3 separate regions of the Homo sapiens genome follow, and regions 1 and 3 are each linked to region 2. The links are chromatin contacts, found by Hi-C or POLR2A ChIA-PET in ENCODE. All regions are on one chromosome and are shown on one strand. The core of a region is the stretch at or near the end of the contact, and the rest is flanking DNA. Distances in the headings are between cores, read along the strand shown.

Evidence for each region. Hi-C counts contacts between places; a loop is a spot of excess contacts on that map. ChIA-PET counts read pairs that join two places held with the same protein, here RNA polymerase II (POLR2A). Pooled maps may share reads with other maps.
Region 1: a map of posterior vena cava shows a loop between it and region 2 (12-fold over the local background). The contact joins the promoter of TCN1 here to the enhancer-like site in region 2. A Hi-C loop is called at or near these places in 2 of 168 maps with a recorded cell type or tissue (PC-9 and posterior vena cava) and 4 of 50 pooled maps.
Region 3: a loop to region 2 is called in a map of lower leg skin, with 10 times the contacts of the local background. The contact joins two enhancer-like sites. A Hi-C loop is called at or near these places in 4 of 168 maps with a recorded cell type or tissue (A673, GM12878 and lower leg skin), 27 of 37 single-sample maps with no recorded cell type and 11 of 50 pooled maps. POLR2A ChIA-PET finds 5 or more read pairs at or near these places in 2 of 52 experiments (H1 and activated T-cell).

Annotation. Positions count from the first base shown.
Region 1 is chr11:59,864,792-59,868,151 of GRCh38, forward strand. TCN1 (transcobalamin 1) reads right to left here and starts at 1,696. Exons shown (of 9, transcript NM_001062.4): 1 at 1,601-1,696. The coding sequence starts at 1,679.
Region 2 is chr11:59,543,899-59,547,079 of GRCh38, forward strand. LOC102723575 (a long non-coding RNA gene) reads left to right here. Exons shown (of 4, transcript XR_950136.2): 3 at 1,899-2,077. Among named protein-coding and RNA genes, the nearest start is that of TRV-TAC1-1, 5.2 kb to the right of the region's middle. RefSeq lists an enhancer at 1,140-2,339. Within about 2 kb of position 1,598, at least 2 of the 41 ENCODE cell types and tissues checked have a DNase peak (open chromatin) inside an H3K27ac peak, as active enhancers do.
Region 3 is chr11:59,199,004-59,202,228 of GRCh38, forward strand. It overlaps DTX4 (deltex E3 ubiquitin ligase 4), which reads left to right. Exons shown (of 9, transcript NM_015177.2): 8 at 681-770. Among named protein-coding and RNA genes, the nearest start is that of MPEG1, 12 kb to the right of the region's middle. RefSeq lists enhancers at 1,346-2,545, 2,471-2,650, 2,671-2,720. Within about 2 kb of position 1,393, at least 4 of the 41 ENCODE cell types and tissues checked have a DNase peak (open chromatin) inside an H3K27ac peak, as active enhancers do.

The DNA.
Region 1 (3,360 bases), core at 446-2,945, 320 kb after region 2:
AACACAGGACACTTTGTCAATGTATTTTTCCATAATCTTGAGGAGTAGCCCCAAATCCTACATATCTCCAGATTATCTAATGGATTAGTGGGAGAGTGAGAAGAACATGAGGTTTGGATTCAGATTTTGGCCACATTTTGTGCTCCTTAACTTATGACTGTGGATAATAACTTATGTAACTTGTTTTACTCTTAGTTTTCTCATTTAAAAATTGTGGCTGTTAACACTTACCTTACAGATATTGGACAAGAAACCACCGAATAAACTGTAAAATGCTGCACATACTATTATTTCCAGCTCAACTGGAGTTTTTATCACTATACTTGAGAATCAAGGAAATGTAATTTCTCTTGCCCAGTTTTCTTTACTTTAAAAGAATGAGTCAAGAAGATCTGAATAGAGTGATTGTAGAAAGGTCATGGTTTGTTGCAGACACAATGGAACAATTGTGAGTCAGTTCTCTGAGATTTTGTGGAACCATCCAGCTCAGCAGATTTTCTGGCCCTGAAACAGACTTTTTAGTTCCTGATCAACAACTCAAATCAGCTTCCTTGAGTCTCAAAGATAAATTTAATTATTATCATTATTATTTAAAATGAATTGAAAGCTAAAACCTACATAGCCATTCCCTATTCTTAGGATCCAACAGGGGAAATGTCAAGCCAAGAAGAAAAATCAGAGTCAGAAGAGTCTATGCTTTAGCCTGTATGTATACAAGCCTGTCTTCTGTGGTGTTCTCTTCTTACTGGTTAGAGAGCACAGATAGTACCACCTAGTAATCTTTGGACTGGTTTGAAGCTCAATTTCAGAGTAAAGTCTCACAAAAGAGAATTCATGCACTTGAGAACTGCACCAGACTTCATGAGATAATTTGCTTCAATAGTCTCCCCTCATTATCCTTTATTTATGAATGAAGCTAAAGAAATTCAGAAATGTTGGGTCATTCAATAACTAAGGGATCAAACTAAACCTGAATTTAGTTTTCCCTTCTCTTACTTTAAAGTTCTTTTACAGAACCACACAATCTCTGGGGTCAACACCCATGCAAGAGATGATGGAACTTTATCCCATGTGTCCTGGGAAAGAGTTGAAGGAAGGTGGACATGCAACTTGGAACATCTAAACTCACTCATGACAAGACAGCAGTCATCACTATTTGAAAGAGATTATTATTTTTTTCTATGTAGTTACAAGGGGTTAACCCAAAAATCATGCATTGAATTTCAGGGAAAAAAGATTGCATATCAAGACCAAAAGATAACTTTCCATGATCTAGAAAAGTTTCTGGGAGCATAAATTTTCTGTCATTGAAAAGTCACATGAATAGGGAGTTACTTGGTAGGGATGCTGTGCTAGAGAGGATCTGAGCATAGAAAGAGCAGTTAGGCAAGTGAATACACAATCTATAATTCCTCTTACAACAACATGCATTGTGAGACTTTCCTCACCATCTCCTGCCACCCTTTTCATCATTCATGGAGTCCAACCACATACGAAACTGGAATGGGATCTTTTCTCAGGTAACTCTACATAGAGTCTCTTGTCAACAGTTTTCAGTAGACTATCACTCTAGAGTAATTTTAGCTCAAAGTTTACTCACCACAAATCTCGCATAGTTGGCTTGGAATAAAAGAAAACAGTAAGAGCCCCACTAGGGGCAGCTGGTGTGACTGTCTCATCTCTCCAACAGTGTACCAGAATGTTGATGAATTGGCTGGCTATTTATTAAGTGATGGGCAGAAGGTAATGAGAGCTCCTCCTTCAGGTTGCCTCAGCCTCTTTTCACTCAAGCAAATATTGAGCAATGTCAGGAGGTGTGGTCAAGTGTATTTGTCCATGTGATGTAATAAATAAGGAAGAAGACTTGAAGGATGTGGTTAGGGAGAATAAGGCAATAACTTTCCTTTGTCTCCTGTCCTAAACCTTCGGGTTTCATATCTATTATTTGCCTTCCGTGCAGTGAAGATATATTAGGCAAATGACTGTTTCCTATAATCTTTCCTTTTTTTTCCGTTTCACTTTATGTTTTATGTTTCCTGATAAAGTAGATTTGATCATGCAAACACATACAACATATAAAAATGGAAGTAAAAGAAGACATCCAAATGGGAAGCAGGCATATGAAAAAGTGCTTGAAAAGGTGCTTAACATCATTGATCATCAGATAAATGGAAATCAAAGCTACAATGAGATATCCTCTCATCTCAGCTAAAAATGGCTTTATTCAAAACACAGGCAATAACAAATGCTGGCACGGATGTAGAGAAAAGGGAAGCCTTGTACACTGTTGGTGGGAATGTAAATTAGTACAATCACTATGGAGAACAGTTTGGAGCTTCCTCAAAAAACTAAACATAGAGCTACCATATGATCCAGCAATCCCACTGCTGGCTATATACCCAAAAGAAAGAAGACCAGTATATTGAAGAGATATCTGCACTCCCATGTTTGTTGCAGCACTGTTTACAATAACCAAGATTTGGAAGCAAGCTAAGTGTCTATCAACAGATAAATGAACACAGCAAATGTACATATACACAATGGAGTACTATTCAGCCATATAAAAGAATGAAATCCTGTCAGTTGTGACAAAATGGATGGAACTGGAGATAATTATGTTAAGTGAAATAAGCCAGGCACAGAAAGACATACATTGCATGTTCTCACTTATTTGTGGGATCTAAAAATCAAAACAATTGAATTCATAGAGATAGAGAATGAAAAGATGGTTACTGGGGGCTGGGAAGGCTAGTGGTGGGAAGGAGATGCGGAGGGTTAATGGGTACAAAATATTGGAAAGAATGAATAAGACCTACTATTGGTAGCATAACAGGGTGACTATAGTCAATAATAATTTAATTGTACATTTTAAATAACTAATAGTATAACTGGATTGTTTGTAACGTAAAGGATAAATGCTTGACAGGATGAATACCCCCTTCTCTATGATGTGATTATTACGCATTGCATGCCTGTATCAAAACATTTCATGAGCCCCATAAATATATACACCTACTATGTACCTACAAAAATTGAAATAAAAAAATTTAAAAACGGAAGTAAAAGTTGTAAGTCTGAAATTGAAGCAGGCAGTATTGGAGAACCCAGCACATGAGGGGATCTTTGGCATAGTGGTTTCCAAACTATGATTTTTCTCCTAAGATAGATTCCATGAGAGTTTCCTAACCAAGGAGGAAAACCAGAGAGCTATACATCAAATGTGAATTTCTGCCCTGCCAGGGCAGTTGCTACATGTGAGAAGTGTTGCCTATCACAGTTCTTCTGAGAACTATTAGAGAATACTGTCAGCCTAGCTAAGGATGTCATGACTTAATGAGCCACTATTTGCATTGTACCTCT
Region 2 (3,181 bases), core at 348-2,847:
TATATATGCCACATTTTCTTAATCCAGTCTATCATTGATGGACATTTGGATTGGTTCCAAGTCTTTGCTATTGTGAATAGTGCCACAATAAACATACATGTGCATGTGTCTTTATAGCAACATGATTTATAGTCCTTTGGGTATATACCCAGGAATGGGATGGCTGGGTCAAATGGTATTTCCAGTTCTAGATCCTTGAGGAGTCGCCACACTGTCTTCCACAATGGTTGAACTAGTTTACAGTCCCACCAACAGTGTAAAAGTGTTCCTATTTCTCCACATCCTCTCCAGCACCTGTTGTTTCCTGACTTTTTAATGATCACCATTCTAACTGGTGTGAGATGGTATCTCATTGTAGTTTTGATTTGCGTTTCTCTGATGGCCAGTGATGATGAGCACTTTTTCATGTGTCTGTTGGCTGCATAAATGTCTTATTTTGAGAAGTGTCCGTTTATATCCTTTGCCCACTTTTTGATGGGGTTGTTTGATTTTTTCTTATACATTTGTTTAAGTTCTTTATAGATTCTGGATATTAGCCCTTTGTCAGATGGGTAAATTGTACAAATTTTCTCCCATTCTTTAGGTTGCCTGTACACTTGATGGTAGTTTATTTTGCTGTGCAGAAGCTCTTTAGCTTAATGAGATCCCATTTGTCTATTTTGGCTTTTGTTGCCATTCCTTTTGGGGTTTTAGTCATGAAGTCCTTGCCCATGCCTATGTCCTGAATGGTATTGCCTAGGTTTTCTTCTAGGGTTTTTATGGCTTTAGGTCTAACATTTAAGTCTTTAATCCATCTTGAATTAATTTTTGTATAAGATGTAAGGAAGGGATCCAGTTTCAGCTTTCTACATATGGCTAGCCAGTTTTCCCAGCACCATTTATTAAAGAGGGAATCCTTTCCCCACTTCTTGTTTTTGTCAGGTTTGTCAAAGATCAGATGGTTGTAGATGTGTGGTATTATTTCTGAGGGCTCTGTTCTGCTTCATGGGTCTATATCTGTTTTGGTACCAGTACCATGCTGTTTTGGTTACTGTAGCCAAGTTCGTTTTAAAGATAATAATGAGGGTAGGGGAGAAGATACCAGAAAGACGACAAGGGCTGGGGCACCAGGGAAGGGAGGAAATGAAGCAAAAGATAGGCTGGAGAGGGAGATGAAATCTCAGAGGGCTCTTGTGGGTGAGGAGATGGAACGTGACATTTACACTTTAGAGAAGTCACTCTGTTTGCTGTGTGAAGCATTGATTGGAGTGTGCAAAACTGGAGACAGGGACACACTTGGTATTCCAGGACAGAGACGACAGAAACCTGAACTAAGTAGCAAAATGGAGGAGAAGTCGTTGTGAAACCGCCCAATGGGCTCACCTTACCCACTGCCTAAACAGAGCCGATTCCTCAAGACAGGGGAATCGCAATAAAGAAATAGCCATTCACGCAAAGCCGGCTGAGCGGGAGACCGGAGTTTTATTTTTACTCAAATCAGTCTCCCCGAACATTTGGGGATCAAAGTTTTTAAAGAGAATGTGGTGGGAGTGCAGGAGCAGTGAGTTGGAGAGTGCTGATTGGTTGGGTCGGAGGTGAAATTACGGCGCGTCCCTGTCTTCCTGCGCTGAGTCAGTTCCTGGGTGTGAGTCACAAGATCAGATGGGCCGGTTTCTCGATATGGGTGGTGCCAGTTGATCCATCAAGAGTAGAGTCTGCAAAACATCTCAGGCACTGATCTTGGGAGCAGTTTAGGGAAGGTCAGAATCTTGTGGCCTCCAACTACTTGACTCCTAAACCGTAATTTCTAATACTGTGGCTAACTTTAGTAGTCTAGTCTCCAGGCAAGAAGGGAGTTTGTTCTGGGAAAGGGCTGTTATTGTCATTTTTTAAAACTATAAACTAAGTTCCTCCCAAAGTTTTTTCAGCCTGCGCCCAGAAATGAACAAGGACAGCTTGGAGGTTAGAGGCAAGATGGAGTCGTTTAAGTTGGACCTCTTTCACTGTCTCAGTCATAATTTTGCAAAGGCGGTTTCAGTTGCAGACAAAAGGATCCGCAGGCTCCAGTGACTGTCTGCATGGCGGGAGAAAACACAAGGTAATCGCTCAGTGTCTGGCTGGAGTCCTGGGTAGATGGTGATATCATTCACCAAGAAGGGAAATAACAGAAGGAGCCCATGTTTGGGGGGAAAATTATATGTTCTGTTTTAACAACTTAGGCTATGGGTTGAATTCTGTCCCCTTGAAATTCATATGTTTAAGTCCCAACCCCCAGTACCTTAGAACATAACTTTATTTGGAGACAGGATCTTTACAGAGGTAAAGTTAAAGTAAAGTTAAGATAAAGGTAACGTTAAAATGTGGTTATTAGGGTAGGCCCTGATACTATATAATTGGTGTCCCTTACAAAAAGGGGAAATTTGGAGACCAAGATGCCCATAAAGGGAAGACGGTGTGAAGCGATAGAGACAGAGGACAATGATTTACAAGCCAAGGAGCAAACAGATTTGATATGCTTAGCAATTAGCATTTTCTAGAAATGTCCCCAAGGAAAAGCCTTATTGTTCTACGCAAATTGAACCAGACTTACCTGGCAATACAATAACAGTAGATGACATTTACTCTGTGCTTACTATACACAGATCATTTAATCCTAGCACTTTGGAAGGCTAAGGTAGGCGGATTACCTGAGGCTGGGAGTTCAAGACCAGCCTGGCCAACATGGTGAAACCCGGTCTCTACTAAAAATACAAAAATTAGCTGGGCGTGGTGGCAGGTGCCTGTAATCCCAGCTACTCGGGAGGCTGAGGCAGGGTAATAGCTTGAGCCCAGGAGGTGGAGGTTGCAGTGAGCTGAGATTGTGCCAATGCACTTCAGCCTGGCCTGGCCAACAGAGCGAGACTGTCTCAAAAAATAATAATAATAATAAATTAATTAATAATAAATAAATCTTCTCCAGAATCATGTGAGCTATTGTCCCCATTTTAGAGGAGGAAGCTAGCCCATAGCAGTTAAGCAACTAGCCCAAGGTCACATAGACTGGTATATACTGTGGTAAGTTCACACAACCAAGAGGAGATAACACTGAACCTCGATTTGGCTCTGGGGTTGCCTGTGTTGAATCTCTGGAGTCTACACCACACTGCCCAAAACTATGCTGTTTATGAGAAGGGAACTAACCCAACCTAAGGAACGCAGGAAA
Region 3 (3,225 bases), core at 143-2,642, 350 kb before region 2:
GGTATTGGGTGGCAATAGTTGAAATGCTGTTAGAAGATTTTTAGTCCTGACTATCCCAATTCCTATTGTTAAAGAAGAAAACAAACAAAAACCCATGAGGACAAAGGAGAAAATCCACAAGAATCATTCAGAAAATTCTGTTGGCATGGCTCATAGCTTGGAGGCACTTTCTTTATTCTGAGTAGTTAAAAATCCAGAGTGTGCCTCAGGAAACCTGGGCTTCAATTTTAGCAGAGCCACTAATATTACAGAAGCCACATATCTTCTCTGCACTGCAGATTTCTTCTTTTGTAAGACAATAGATGATGAAGATGATGGACAATGATGTTAAACATTTACTGAGCTCTTACTACTCATCAGGCACCACTCACTTAACATTTATAACAGCCCCATAAGGGAAGGACTCTGCGTCATTCCTGTTAGAGAGATGGGGAACAAAAGCCCCAAGAGAGGGTTCCAGCTAATGCAGTGGGAGGTAGCAGCTCTGCATCCAAACCCAGGTCTAAGGACACAGAAACACGTGCTAAATGACCACTCACAGTGCTTTTTGGGTCTGTTCTCTGTTGAAGCTTTATGGGAATTATTATTGTCATTATTATTGAAATTAGTCACAGCCTAACCCCGCTCTTATCAGAAATATTTTGAAAAATGCCATTTGCTTGCTTGCTTTCTGCTTTCAGGGACCGGAACACCCGAATCCTGGGAAGAGTTTCAGCGCCCGAGGCTTCCCACGACACTGTTACCTTCCGGACAGCGAGAAAGGGAGAAAAGTAAGACCGGAAGTTTCCACATAGAACTAGGTTTTAGAATAGATCGGGCAGTTTACTTCTATGTCAAGGCCTAAAGTTTTGCTTCTTACAATGCACAGACCAAAGAGAACTGTGTCTCTTTTAAGTCTAGATGCACACAGTAACAAGGTCAAATTTGAGTCAACCATAGGTGGGGTGGCTACGATTAGAATTAGGTGGGTGGGAGTGGACATTTAGTTTGTGTATTAGCCTGTTCTCACGCTGCTAATAAAGACATAAATGAAACTGGGTAATTTATGAAGGAAAGAGGTTTAATTGACTCTCAGTTCCACGTGGCTGGGAAGTCCCCACAATCATGGCAGAAGATGAAAGGCAACTCTTATATGGTGGCAGTCAAGAAAGAATGAGAGCCAAGTGAAAGGGGAAACCCCTTATAAAACCATCAGATCTTGTGACACTTATTCACTACCATGAGAACAGTATAGGGGAAACTGCCCCCATGATTCAGTTATCTCCCACTGGGTCCCTCCCACAGCATGTGGGAATTATGGGAACTACAATTCAAGATGAGGTTTGGGTGGGGACACAGCCAAACCATGTCAGTTTGTTTCCTCTCTCGGGTATTAGTGGCAATAATTCATCTATTTTAAGATCCTGTGTCTAGAGCCCTGCTGCTTAAACGCTGGTCCTGGGACCAGCGCCAGTGGCACCACATAGGAGCTTGATAGAAATGCAGAACCAGAAGCCACTTCATCTTAACGAGATGCGTAGCTGATCTGACAACACATTGAAGCTGGAGAAACACTGGTCTGGGATAGGGATCTTAATATGTAGATTATTTTCTTTGTATGTACTTTCATATTATTTGACTTTTTCCCAAAAGGGCAGAGAAAACAATCATTGGGTTTCTGGATTCCTAGTGATTCATGATTAGGCTTCAGTGGTTCTATGAACTCTAAAATTAGAATAAAAAATTTATGTTTGTATTTCTATGGATGAGGCCAGAAAATCATTGGATTTTCAAAATCTTTCCCGATCTCAAAAGGAGTAGGAACCATTGATCTAAAGGGAGTATTGGGGGGAATATTAGACAAGATATATTTTAGTGAGCTTTCTCTCCAAATTTCCGCTGCTTACTTCAACAAGTATTTATTCGTCATGCACTTTGCTTGTCAGCAGCTATGGCTATGCTGTTGCTGTGGGTCAGTGTCTTAGTCTGTTCTGGCTGCTGTAACACAGTGCCATAGACGGGGTGCCTTATAAACAATAGACACTTATGTCTCACAATTCTGGAACCTGAGAAGTCCAAGATCAAGGCACAGGCGGGTTTAGTGTCTGGCTAGGACTTGTTCATATGAACCCATCCTGGTTTGTAAATGGTGCCTTCTCACTGTGTCCCCACATGGTAGAAGGGGCAAGGGGTTTCTCTGGGGCCTCTTTTATAAGGGCACTAATGTCATCCATTAGGGTTCTGCTGTCATTACCTAATCACCTCTCCAAGGACCCACCTTCTAATACTGTCACCTTGGGGGTGAGGATTTCAACATAGCAATTTCGTGAGGACACATATTCAGACCATAGCAGCAGCTTCAGTCGGCTCCACGTGTCTTCCTGTTCTGCAGGCCAGGTGGAAGGAGCAGCCCTCCTGTGGCCCATGCCCTTCCCATGGAAGGGGGCAGAGGACAAACAGAGAACCCAAGCGGAAGTGTGTAATCCCATTTAGAGCCCCTGGATGCTTGTTACTTCCACTCACCCTTCACAGGCCCCAACAAGTCCTGGGCAAGCCAGATAAGGGGTGGGACAGTGACCTTTCTACAGGGAGGCACTTTGGGTTTCATGTCAAAGGGTATGGATATGGTCTCCCCCTACAGGTGGCAGGCAGGTATTTTGGAAGAAATAGAAAATCAACCACACTGAGAAGATGTGCGAGTGCAGTGTCCCCAGATTAGGGGTCAGGACCATCCCTGATACTGTTTACCTTGAAGAGCCAGATTTCTGTGCTTGAGCCCTGGAGCTACATCCCAACTGTTGGCGAAATGCCTCCACTGTAAAGTCCTGCGGTTAAAACTAGAATCCTGTTGCCAAGAGCTGCTTTTCTTCCAGGCCTCCCTCTTTATGTTAATGACATATTCAGAGTCCCTGGTACCCAGATGGGCACATTAACCTTCTTGGACTCCTGTTCTTATCCACTGCATCCATTTAGCTCATTCCTCCCTGCACTCACTGCCTTCCAAACCACTAGACTCCTCTTCTAACCCTGCCACTGCCAACATAGATAAGACTTCATCTTTTACCTGCTACCAGGTTAGTTTCAAACAGTTTCTAGAATCAAGCTTTTTGTGTGTAAAAGAAATAAAATGAAGAAACAACAAAGTGCACTCTTCTCAGCTTGACATATAAGACCTACTACAGTGTGAGTTAAACCTTCTCCTCACACCAATTTCTCATCCTTATCCTTCACATTTGCTGTTCCAGG